2 separate regions of the Homo sapiens genome follow, and region 1 is linked to region 2. Evidence: read pairs that join two places in POLR2A ChIA-PET (ENCODE). Cell type or tissue: OCI-LY7. All regions are shown on one strand. Each heading gives the region's core, and the rest is flanking DNA. Links, peaks and the distances in the headings are about the cores only.

Evidence for each region. ChIA-PET counts read pairs that join two places held together with the same protein. Peaks named below come from ENCODE experiments on the same cell type or tissue, not always from the same donor. Only the 100,000 strongest peaks of a DNase experiment are listed, where the experiment ranks them.
Region 1: POLR2A ChIA-PET joins it to region 2 with 16 read pairs; 4 of 35 experiments call an interaction of 5 or more read pairs at or near these places.

Annotation. Positions count from the first base shown.
Region 1 is chr9:114,901,429-114,903,928 of GRCh38, reverse strand. TNFSF8 (TNF superfamily member 8) reads left to right here. Exons shown (of 4, transcript NM_001244.4): 4 at 1-2,500. Among named protein-coding and RNA genes, the nearest start is that of TNFSF8, 28 kb to the left of the region's middle. In OCI-LY7, for the core only: no CTCF peak of the experiment used is centred there; a DNase peak (open chromatin) is centred at 1,007.
Region 2 is chr9:114,965,143-114,975,642 of GRCh38, reverse strand. No RefSeq gene overlaps it. Among named protein-coding and RNA genes, the nearest start is that of TNFSF8, 40 kb to the right of the region's middle. In OCI-LY7, for the core only: no CTCF peak of the experiment used is centred there; no DNase peak of the experiment used is centred there.

The sequences.
Region 1 (2,500 bases), core at 1-2,500, 68 kb after region 2:
AGTTTCTCTTGGCCTTCAGGAAGAAAGCGCCTCTCTACCATACAGTATTTCATCCCTCCAAACACTTGGGCAAAAAGAAAACTTTAGACCAAGACAAACTACACAGGGTATTAAATAGTATACTTCTCCTTCTGTCTCTTGGAAAGATACAGCTCCAGGGTTAAAAAGAGAGTTTTTAGTGAAGTATCTTTCAGATAGCAGGCAGGGAAGCAATGTAGTGTGGTGGGCAGAGCCCCACACAGAATCAGAAGGGATGAATGGATGTCCCAGCCCAACCTCTAATTCACTGTATGGTCTTGATCTATTTCTTCTGTTTTGAGAGCCTCCAGTTAAAATGGGGCTCCAGTACCAGAGCAGCTAGCAACTCTGCCCTAATGGGAAATGAAGGGGAGCTGGGTGTGAGTGTTTACACTGTGCCCTTCACGGGATACTTCTTTTATCTGCAGATGGCCTAATACTTAGTTGTCCAAGTCGCGATCAAGGACTCTCTCACACAGGAAACTTCCCTATACTGGCAGATACACTTGTGACTGAACCATGCCCAGTTTATGCCTGTCTGACTGTCACTCTGGCACTAGGAGGCTGATCTTGTACTCCATATGACCCCACCCCTAGGAACCCCCAGGGAAAACCAGGCTGGGACAGCCCCCTGTTCCTGAGATGGAAAGCACAAATTTAATACACCACCACAATGGAAAACAAGTTCAAAGACTTTTACTTACAGATCCTGGACAGAAAGGGCATAATGAGTCTGAAGGGCAGTCCTCCTTCTCTAGGTTACATGAGGCAGGAATAAGAAGTCAGACAGAGACAGCAAGACAGTTAACAATGTAGGTAAAGAAATAGGGTGTGGTCACTCTCAATTCACTGGCAAATGCCTGAATGGTCTGTCTGAAGGAAGCAACAGAGAAGTGGGGAATCCAGTCTGCTAGGCAGGAAAGATGCCTCTAAGTTCTTGTCTCTGGCCAGAGGTGTGGTATAGAACCAGAAACCCATATCAAGGGTGACTAAGCCCGGCTTCTGGTATGAGAAATTAAACTTGTATACAAAATGGTTGCCAAGGCAACATAAAATTATAAGAATTCACTATACCTTCCCCTCCCTGGAACTCAGGATCCAAGTCTAGAAAATGAAAGGACTGGGTTTGAATTGCTTCAAAACCTCTTCCATCTCAGAAGACCAGACCCTGGGAACTGAGATTCCAGACACAATTTTGGAAGCTCTCCAACCAAAATAAGGCCCCCCTACCCCAGTATATAATTGAAGACACTAGTAACACCTGACTGCATCTCATCTCAGCAGAGCCAGAATATGGGGACAAGGTTCAGGGTGCCCTGCTGAATGGTGTGAACAGCAGGATCTCAAGGATGTAATGGAAAGAACTACCACACTGACCATCCAGAATCTAAGAGACCATCTGGGTGTTTGGGAAACCATCTGACGAGGCCTGACTCTATTCCAGTTAGATTGACAATAATTGAGCAGCAGGCATTTTTCATTTCTGGTCAGGAAAGCATTGTGCCTTTAGCAAACAATCAGTGTGCAACAGTGATGTGGTCATCTAGCCAGGGAATGGCTGCTCCATCCCCTGCATAATATATTCCTGCTTCAAACACCTCTCAGAAAACCAGTTCCGCGAGGGTTTTTATATCCCCACAAAGTTGTTGAGAGACAATGATGACCCTGGAAGTGGGGAGGAGGACTTCTGAGAAACAGCAACCTCTCTCCTGATTGGGGTAGCCATGAGATTTCTCTAGCTATATCCAACTTGGCATCTGTACATCATCTTTGGAGGAACATCTTATTTGTGGAAGGACCTTGACAAGCCGTTTGAGATGGAATGTAGGCCCTGATGTTATGCTTCAGTAAAAAAAGATGGAAGCTTCCCTGCTATACCAAAACATGGAGCAAAATTTGCATTTTTCTCAAGAAGGAGAGAAAAGGAGTAGGACTCCAGCAAAGTTTGTCAGAAGGAAAGCTAGAAAAGATTTAAAAGAAAAAAAGAAAGAACAAATCAGCAGTGGTGGTATGGATGAAAGGGACTTGAGAGAACAAAAATGGCTAAGGGAAAATTTTAAGTCATCTGCTGAGCAGTGTGCTGTGTCAACCTCCTCCTAGGTCTCCTCTATGAAATATTTAGTAAAGTCTACATTTCTCTTTAACTCTTTCTGTGAGTAGATTCTTTGGGAGAAGCAGGCATTGGAAGAGGTGTTGAATTCAGCAAGCCAAATGGTCTGTGGTAAAAAACAAAACAGACTTTGAGACTCAAGGCTAAAAAAACAGGGAAATGGCTGGCATTTGAGTCACACACTAACTGCATAGGACAAATGAATCTTGCTTAAACCAACTCATGCATTCTTGAAAAGGTATATGCAACCCAACTGTGTGTTAACTAAGCAATTTTTTTGCCATCTCACATTCTAACTCGAGAAAGATTCCATTTTCATTTTTCACCAACTGTTCTCTGAGCAGAGGTACCTGACTTTTGCACTGTGAGTGG
Region 2 (10,500 bases), core at 3,441-5,940:
TGGTATTATTTCTGAGGGCTGTGTTCTGTTCCATTGGTCTATATCTCTGTTTTGGTACCAGTACCATGCTGTTTTGGTTACTGTAGGCTTGTAGTATAGTTTGAAGTCAGGTAGCGTGATGCCTCCAGCTTTGTTCTTTTGGCTTAGGATTGACTTGGCGATGCGGGCTCTTTTTTGCTTCCATATGAACTTTAAAGTAGTTTTTTCCAATTCTGAGAAGAAAGTCATCGGTAGCTTGATGGGGATGGCATTGAATCTATAAATTACCTTGGGCAATATGGCTGTTTTCATGATATTGATTCTTCCTATCCATGAGCATGGAATGTTCTTCCATTTGTTTGTGTCCTCGTTTATTTCATTGAGCAGTGGTTTGTAGTTCTCCTCGAAGAGTCCTTCAAGACTAAACCAGGAAGAAGTTGAATCTCTGAATAGACCAATAACAGGCTCTGAAATTGAGGCAATAATTTATAGCCTACCAACCAAAAAAAGTCCAGGACCAGACAGATTCACAGCTGAATTCTACCAGAGATACAAGGAGGAGCTGGTACCTCTGAAAATATTCCAATCAATAGAAAAAGAGGGAATCCTCCCTAACTCATTTTATGAGGCCAGCATCATCCTGATACCAAAGCCTGGCAGAGACACAACCAAAAAAGAGAATTTTAGACCAATATCCTTGATGAACATCGATGCGAAAATCCTCAATAAAATACTGGCAAACCGAATCCAGCAGCACATCAAAAAGCTTATCCACCATGATCAAGTGGGCTTCATCCCTGGGATGCAAGACTAGTTCAACATACGCAAATCAATAAACATAATCCAGCATATAAACAGAACCAAAGACAAAAACCACATGATTATCTCAATAGATGCAGAAAAGGCCTTTGACAAAATTTAACAGCCCTTCATGCTAAAAACTCTCAATAAATTAGGTATTGATGGGACATATCTCAAAATAATAAGAGATATTTATGACAAACCCACAGCCTACATCATACTGAATGGGCAAAAACTGGAAGCGTTTCCTTTGAAAACTGGCACAAGACAGGGATGCCCTCTCTCACCACTCCTATTCAACACAGTGTTGGAAATTCTGGCCAGGGCAATCAGGCAGAAGAAAGAAATAAAGGGTATTCAATTAGGAAAAGAGGAAGTCAAATTGTCCCTGTTTGCAGATGACATGATTGTATATTTAGAAAACCCCATTGTCTCAGCCCAAAATCTCCTTAAGCTGATAAGCAACTTCAGCAAAGTCTCAGGATACAAAATCAATGTGCAAAATCACAAGCATTCTTATACACCAATAACAAACAAACAGAGAGCCAAATCATGAGTGAACTCCCATTCACAATTGCTTCAAAGAAAATAAAATACCTAGAAACACCTTTTCCTTCTTAAACCCCTTCACTCAGCTGAAAATGTTGGAATGGTCTTTCAAAGGCATGAGCCTGGCCATCCCTCAACTGCTAGCATTTGGTTAATAAAACTCCTTTCCTTTCACCACACCTCACTTCATGTCTTTGGTCTCTGAGCAGCAAGCAGCCAGACTTGAGCCACAGCTCCGGACCATTTGGGGCTCTGCTCAGAAGCCCCTCCTAAACTCAGAAGCGTGTCATCCCATCAAGTCTGCTTTCACCCAATCACCTTCCACTGAACACTCAAATTAACAGATTTCATAGCATGCTCCTTCTGGTTTCTTTCAGCTGTAGGCAGCTTCATTGAATAGAACTGAGACAGAGCATTGGACTTCGTCTCAAAACATTGAGACATTGTCTCAAAACAGTGAGAGGGCTTTCTCTCACTGCTGTTTCTGCTGGGTGAGGGTATAATGCAGTTGTTGTCCATCTTAGCTTGCTTCTGTGTACCAAGCCACCCATCATTAAAGCAAGCTGAGGTTTTTACTTCTTTCCTGAGCTTATCATAAGAGACTTCCTCATCACCATCCACCTGCACTTATGCATCCATAGGTGTAAACTAAGGGAGAGATGCTAATGCAATGAAGGTACATGGCATGGGGATCTGAGTCACATGTTTGTGTAGCTTATGTGTAGGTAGACTCAGGCCTTAGTACTTATTATCCCATACTACTACTTCTGCCTTACAATGGATTGCTACTGGGTCCACACAACCTTATAACTTGATGAGTCTGACAGAAATCAGGACCTCATTTCATGATGGCAGTGCTGGCCACAAGGTCACTTGACCCACGGTAATGTGTACTATCTCTACATGGGCTTCCAAGTAGAAAAACAGGAACTGTCTTTCTAGGAGTGTAATTCTCCATTGCAAATGGCATAGTTGTGGGAGTTTATGGTCCAAGCATCAGGGACTTTTGCACCAAAATCTAGACCTGCTGTACAGCACTTTCTAGCTGCAAGCTCCCCTCAAACCCGGAAGCCTTTTGTATCAGTCAATAGTAATATTCCCAGTGTGGAATATACTGCCTCCAAAACCCAAAGAGGGCAGATATGCTTCCTTCTTTGTGGTGGGAAGTATGAGATGCAATCATTCTAACTACATTTTGGAGGGAATGTCTGAGCATACTCAATAAATTAGACCTCTAAGAATTTTTTTGATGTAGTAGGCCTATGAGTCCTCATAGGATTTATCTCCTATTCCCTGGAGTGCATGTCTAATCAGCCCCTCTAGTGTACTTAACAGTTATTGCTTATATTGCCCAATTATCACGACATCATAAATACACCAGTGTGATATTTTTTCTAATGTTCAGATGGTTCAGATTTCCTCAGACTTACATTATGACAGAGGTCAAGAGATTTAACATAGCCCTGGGGCAAGACTAAACATATACTGCTGTATGTTCCAAGTGAATACAAACTGCATTTCATTCCCTTTTCTAACAGGAATGGAAAAGAACACGTTTGTCATACCAGTGGCTACATGCCATATATCAGACCTTGTTAATTTATTCTATAAAACATGCAACATCTTGTAAAACAGCTGAAATAAAGTTTCCTGCTATGCTGAGTTTGTAGTACTGTGTGTCATTCTCCGGAAACCACCTGGATTTTATAGGGAACCACCTGATGAATTGATGCAGATATGATGGAGACCACCTAACCTGTGTCCTTTAGGTCTTTAAGGGTGATATTGATCTCTGTCACTCCCCAAAACATGCAATATCAACTGAAACTAGAAAGCATTTTGAATGAAATGATAATGAAACACAACATATCAAAATTTGAGGGAAGCAGCTATCACAGTGCTTAAAGGTAGAAGCTTAATTTTTAATTCTTTTCTAATGTTAACATTTATAGATAAAATTCTAAGTTACAGTTCAAAATATTTTCTAGTTTCCTTTCTGTCATCTTTTTGGACCCATGGATTGTTTAGAAGTGTGTCGTTTTTTGGACAAAAAAATGATAATTTGGGTATTATCATTTTGTTTTTCATTTCTAATTTAATTCTACTGTTGATACATAATATGCTCTTACACTGCCTGATTTTAGTTCTTTTAAATTTATTGAGAATTATTTCATGATCCAATGGACAGTCTACCTTAGTAAATGTTTCATGAGCTCTTCGAAGAATGTGAATTCTACAGTTGTTGGGTGGAGAGTTCTATTATTAATGTCAATTAGATTAATTTGGTTGATATTGTTCAATTCTTCTATATTTGGTGATTTTCTGTCTTTTTTTGTCGACTACTTGAAAAGGAATGTTGGAGACTACAAATATAATTGTGAATTTGTCTAATTCTTCTTCGAGTTGTGTTCATTTTTGTTTCATGTATTTTAAAGCTCTGTTAATTGGGTACAAATTAGGATGGTTATGTTTTCTTGATGTTCACATCATTATAAAGTATCCCTCTTTAGTCCTGATAATATTCCTTCCTTTGAATTCTACTTTATCTGATATTAATATATCCAGTCCACCTTTCTTATGATTGGTATATGCATATTGTATCTTTTTCAGTACTTTTCATTTTAACTTATCTGTATATTTATAAATAGTTTCCTTATAAGCAGCATATAGTTGGTCTTGCATTTTATCCAATCTGAAATCTCTGCCTTTTAATGGGAGCATTTAGACTATTTATACTCAATATAATTATTGACATAATTGGGTTTAAATTTATCTTTTTGTTATGTGTTTTGAATTTATCCCATATGCTCTTTCTTCCCCTTTTTCTTCTTTCCTACCTCCTTTTGGATTAATTGCATATTTTCTATCATTCTATTTTAAATCCACTATTGACTTATAAGCTATACTTTTTTGTTTATTTCTTTGTTCACTAAGGTTCATAACATGCATCTTAATTTTATCACAGTCTACTTTCAATTAACATTATATCACTTCACATATAAATTTAAAATCTTGCAACAGTATTCACTTCCTAATATACTGTGAGTTATTTTATTATAAAATTTATTCTTACATAGCTTAAAATTCTCAATACATTGGTATGATTTTTGCTTTAAACAATCAATTATTTTTAAGAACTATATAAATTTAACAAATAAAAAAGTATTTTATATTTACCATGTCTGGAGCTTTTTATTTTTGTGTGTAGATCCAAGTTTTCATCACTTATTTTTCTTCCATTTAAGGACTTAAATTTTTAAAAAACATTTCTTGTTATGCAGGTCTCCTAGCCACAAATTTTCTGGTTTTTTTTTTTTCCAGAAAAAAAAAATTATTTTGCCTTTAATTTTGAATAATGTTTTGGTCAGATATACAATTTTAAGTTTATAATTTCTTTCAGCATTTTAAAGATGTTTTTCCATTCTTCTGAAATACATAGTTTCTGAGGGGAAATTAATTTGTATATTTGTTTCTTTATGCATATTTTTTCTATTTTTAAGGTTTTTCTCTTCACTTGTTTTCAGGAATTTAATTAATATGGGTTTTTTGTGTGGCTTTCTTTGTGTTATTTCAGCTTGAGGTTTATTGAGTATCTTGGATCTGTGAATTTATATTTTTTATGAAATTCATAAAATTCCTAGTCATTGTCCTTCAAATATAAATGTTGATATAAGTAGCTAACATTTGATAAATGTACATTTTAAATCAGCAGCAAAAATATGTATATAAATGCTATAAATTAAGTGGTTTGGAATAATGAGCTATCTCTTTTTTCAAAAAAAAAATGGATCTTTTCCTCACTTCATTCACAAAAACAAATTGGTTTTATATTAACAACCTCATGTAAAAAATGGAAATATAACAGTTTTCAGTGAAAATAAAAGGATTAGTTTAGATACTTAGTATAAAATATTCAAGTTGTTGATCAAGCAAACCCTGTATTTATACAAAAATTAACTAGTGGCCAACTAGGTAGGCACTCCCTGATCATCACCCAAAATCAAATCTACCATACATGATTGTGAAGTTTATGGTAAGCAAGCTCAAAATATTTTTATTAGCTGTTCTTGAAAGAAAAATTATGAAATTATGAAAGTTGTGTACTCTTTTCTTTTTTTTTTTTTTTTTTTTTTTTTTGAGACTTTTTCACTCTGTCACCCTGGCTGGCATGCAGTGGTGAAATAATAGCTCACTGCAGCCTCAACCTCTTGGGCTCAAGTGATCCTTCTTCTTCAGCCTCCCAAGTAGCTGGGTCTACAGGCATATGCAACCATGCCCAGCTAATTTTTAAGTCTTTTACAGAGACTGGATTTCACTATGTTGCCCAAGTTGGCCTCAAACTCCTGGCCTCAAACAATCCTCCCAACTCTGCCTCCCAATGCTGGAATTACAGGAGTGAGCCACTGTGCCCAGCCCTCTTTTGAAAATGTTCCCGTGTATTAAGTTCAGCTACAACAATTTGTAAACCAAAAATAAGAGTGTTTTAAACAAAATAGAAATATATCTGTCTCTCATGCTTATGTAAACATACACAGTTAAAAGCCTGCATAGAGGCTTGACTATTGGCAGATAACCTGGACACCATGCTTCTCAATGCACTGCAATTCTCAACATGTAACTCCATTTTATGATCCAAGTTCCAAATATCTTACCCATTTATCCATTTTATCTTAGTCAGCCAGAAGGAGATATTGGAAGGAGAAAATTATGTCCTCTCACTCTAAGATTTCCTGGAAAAAAAAAAAGTCAACATTAATTCTATTTCCATCCCATTGGTCAGAATTGAGCACATCTAGCTGCAAGGAAGTCTGGGAAATGTAGTTTGTTCTGGGCTTCTGTATCCAGGTGATTCTAGGTGGTGCATTATTGAGGAAGAAGTGGAGAACAAATACTCGGGGACAAGCAGCCTTTCTGCATTATTTGTTCTTTCTTTCAACAAAATTGTTTGGCTCCCTATCTACAAGACACTAGTGATGGCCCCTAAGATGTAGGATGAACAAGCATACAGCCCACCCCCACCTGAATCTTACAGTCTAGTGAATGCATAAAACTTGAGTAACTAAGAACACATATCTTCTGTACCATTTTTGCAGCCTATTTTCAACCAGTTCTTTGTGGACATTCTGTTTAATCCCTATAAATGAGTAACGCTATCATTAAGCCTCTACATAGAACTTCACATTACATTAGGCACTCAGTATTATCCTTGAGTCTTAAAACAAAAGAAAGCTTCAGAGATCATTTAATTGTTTGTGGTTAAGAAAACTGAGGTCCAGGGACAAAGGGATTTACCCAAGGTCCCTCCCTTAATCTCTTTGTTGTCAACGACTCAGATCTCTGTCTGCAATCACCTCAGAGTGTCAGGACCTTAAATTTCAAGAAGTAAAAGCTGAGCTTTCCTCAGGATTCCCCAACTGTATATGAGTCATAGGGAAAAACCCCTGGGGACAGCCATCAACCAATCTGCTGTTTCAACAATGCAGCTTGCTAAATATTCTATTATAATTTCTCATTATGCAATGGGAACAGAGCCCACCCAGACTGCTGAAATACCTCTTGAGCCAACCTCTGTGCCTAGAAAGAAACCAGTTAGTTGGACATGCTAGATTTAATTCCCTACTATAACACTTATTAGCTGTGTGTCCTTGAGCACATTGCTTAACCCAGCCAAGTTTTAAATTTCTTATCTCTAACTGGGGGATTGTGGATGAAAAGAGTCAAACTCTGTAAAACACTTGAAGAGATTTATTCTGAGCCAAATATGAGTGACCACGGCCTATGACACAGCCCTCAGGAGGTCCTGAGAATATGTGCCCAAGGTGGGTAGGGTGCAGTTTGGTTTTATACATTTTAGGGAGGCATGAGACAGCAATCAAATACGTTTCAGAAATACATTGGTTTGGTTCAGAAAGGTGGGACAGACAAATCAAAGGGCAGGGGAGGCGGGGCTTCCAGGCTACAGGTAAATTTAAACATTTTCTGATTGACAATTGGTTGAGCTTGTCTAAAGACCTGGGATCAAAAGAAAGGAAATGTTCAGGTTAAGATAAAAGATTGTGGAGACCAAGGTTCTTTTGAAGTCATATAGTAGCTGCCCTTAGAGACAATAGATGACAAATGTTTTTTATTCAGACCTTTAAAAGGTGCTAGAGTCTTACTTAATCTCTTCAGGATTGGGAGGGCCTGGAAGAAAAATATCTGGCTATGTTAATAGAGATTCTTTACAGATGCACATTTTCCCCTACAAAGGACAGCTTTGCAGGACCATTTCAAAAAATGGCAAACAAACAAAGTAAAATATGTTTACTTCCTTCTTTGTCACATAATGTTATGCCAGAGTCATATTGGAAAGTCAGTCACGATATATAGGGTTAAATAAAACCCATCTGATGAGAATTTATGGTTTGTCGGGCATGACTCCACAGACTCCTTAGATAGGAATTTGGGCAAGATAAAAAAAAAACCAGAGCCTAGTCCTTAGGATGATTACCCCTATGCTATAGAACCAAAAGGATCAAGTAAAATATCATAAATAATAAGTTTAGTACAATAGCATACCTGTAAATGTTATTCTCATTCACTTACACTCATGCATCATTCTTCCAGGGAAACTTCCTTCTCAAAAACTATTTTGATTTATTCAACTACTTGTAATCCTTCAATGGCTCCCAATCACTTACAGGAGAAACTCCAAACCCACTGTCATAATTTTCAATTTCTTCTCTCTTTTTCTACAAAAAAAAAAAAAAAGCTGGGCCGGGCGCAGTGGCTCACGCCTGTAATCCCAGCACTTTGAAAGGCTGAGGCAGGCAGATCACGAGGTCAAGAGATCGAAACTATCCTGGCCAACATGGTAAAACACCGTCTCTACTAAAAATACAAAAATTAACTGGGCATGGTGGTGTGCACCTGTAGTACCAGCTACTTGGGAGGCTGAGGTAGCAGAATCGCTTGAACCTGGGAGGCAGAGGTTGCAGTGAGCCGAGATCGTGCCGCTGCACTCCAGCCTGGTGACAGAGGGAGACTCCATCTCAAACAAAAAAAAAAAAGGAGATTTGGCAAATCAAAGATGGAACTAAAACATAAGTCAATTGACTCCTGTTCTACTAATCCCTGAAAAATAACTATAGTAAAATGTAGAAAGTTCTACAAGAGAGATTAATACAGAACACTGGGGTAAAAATGGGAGTGTTGTTTGTCATAAGGTTGCTTACATTTTCCTAGCCTTTCCGTTTCAGAGACTGAAATACATCCTGAAAGATTTACTGTAGTTATTTCTAGGTGCAGAGTTGTAAGTGATTTTTAATAATTTTGTTGTCATTTTGAGTATTTTCCAATTTTTCTCTTTCTTTTTTTTTATTTTTTTATTTTTATAGAGACAGGGTCTTGCTATGTTGCCCAGGCTTGTCTCAAACTCCTGGCTTCAAGCAATCCTCCCGCCTTGGCCTCCCGAAGTGCTGTGGTTACAGGCATGAGCCATCACATTCAGCCCCAATTTTTCAACAGTAAAACACTTCTTACTCATCTAATAAAATAAAATATAATAATAGTAATAACATGTGCTTATAACTGAAGATTATCCCCAGCAGAGGAAATAATTAAGGGTGGGGTTTGTGAATGAAGTCAGGGAGATTTAATGGCAAGATAACCCCAGTGGTCCGTGGGGCCATAAGTGAGCATATATGACACAGAGACTCAACACCAGGTTATGCCGTCTCAAGTCTCAAGGTCATTTTTCTTTTTCTGAGACTCGGTGGCTACATCTTGAGGCAGGACCTGCAATTGAAAGGCAGTCTTCAGCTCTGATATAATCACTCATGCTCCAGCCAAATATGTCTCATTTAAACTGCAGTAGACCAATAATTGTTTGTTTTGTTTTGTTTTTGTCTGCTTGTTTTCTTAAGAGCTTTATGGAAATATAATTCACATACCATACAATTCACCCATTTATCCTTACATTTCATATAAATGGATTCATACAATATGTGGTACTTTGTGACTGGCTCCTTTCACTTAGCATAATATAATGTTTTTAACATTTGTTAAACATTAACATTATGTTTGGCCATTATAGAAAATGCTGCTAGGAACATTTATGTACAATTGCTTTTGTTGGATATATGTTTTCATTTCATTAAGAATACACCTAGTTATGTATCTCCCCTCTTTTTCCTTTCCAATGGGAAGAGTTATTTTGGTTTTGTGGTCTCTGTATATTAGGTATGTGAGAAGGGGAGCATAGAAAACCCCTCCTTTTAGTTTACAAATTACCAGAGTGAGAGAAGGCACATCCAGATCTAGTAAAGAGGCCACCTAGCATCACTTAGTCTACTTTGGACTTTTAGCTGATTCCAGAGACTGTATGAACTGTTGTGTTTTCTCTCTGTCTTGGGGTGGCATGATTGTCTTTTGCATGTAAGAAGGTCAGTGAACTAAATATTTGCTGACCAGAATAGCAGACTTTGGTCACTATTAATGTTTTCCACCAATGATTTCCAATTCTCCTACCAGAAACATTGCACTTCCTCATCCTCTTGAAATTGAGTGTGACTATGTGCCTTACTATGACTAGAAATGTGAGTGAAAGTGACCCTTCTCACTTCCGAGACAGTATACTATTTATACTTCTTTTTTCTTCTGCTGCCACATACCTAAGACTTCCATGAGGAAAACTTTAAAATAATAATAGATACAGAAGAGCTGAAAAATGGAAATATTCTAAAAACTTACATAGAGGAATAAAGGTCCATGAATATTTAAGTCGACTTAAAAAAAGAGGAGTAAAGAAAGGGGATTTCCCCTACTAGATACGACATGCTATAAAGCCATAGTAATTAAAAGAAAATAGAATTGGCATGAGAACAGATAAATAGACAAATCAAACAGAATAGAGAGTTTAGAAATAGACTCTAATTTAGAGTCTACATATTAAGTCTTTAAATGTACATGAAGTCTATTTAGAATCTAGTCTATATTTACAGATAGATTCTAAATAGACTTCATGTACATTTGAAGGCTTAATATATAACAAAGGTGACACCATACATCAATGGGAAAGAGTAGTTTCTAGCAGATGATGTTGGGAAATATCAGCCCACTGTGCTGACCCTGGACCTGTTTGACCCCAAATACAGTTCTTGCCCTCCTCTGCTTTATATCACAGGCTGCAGG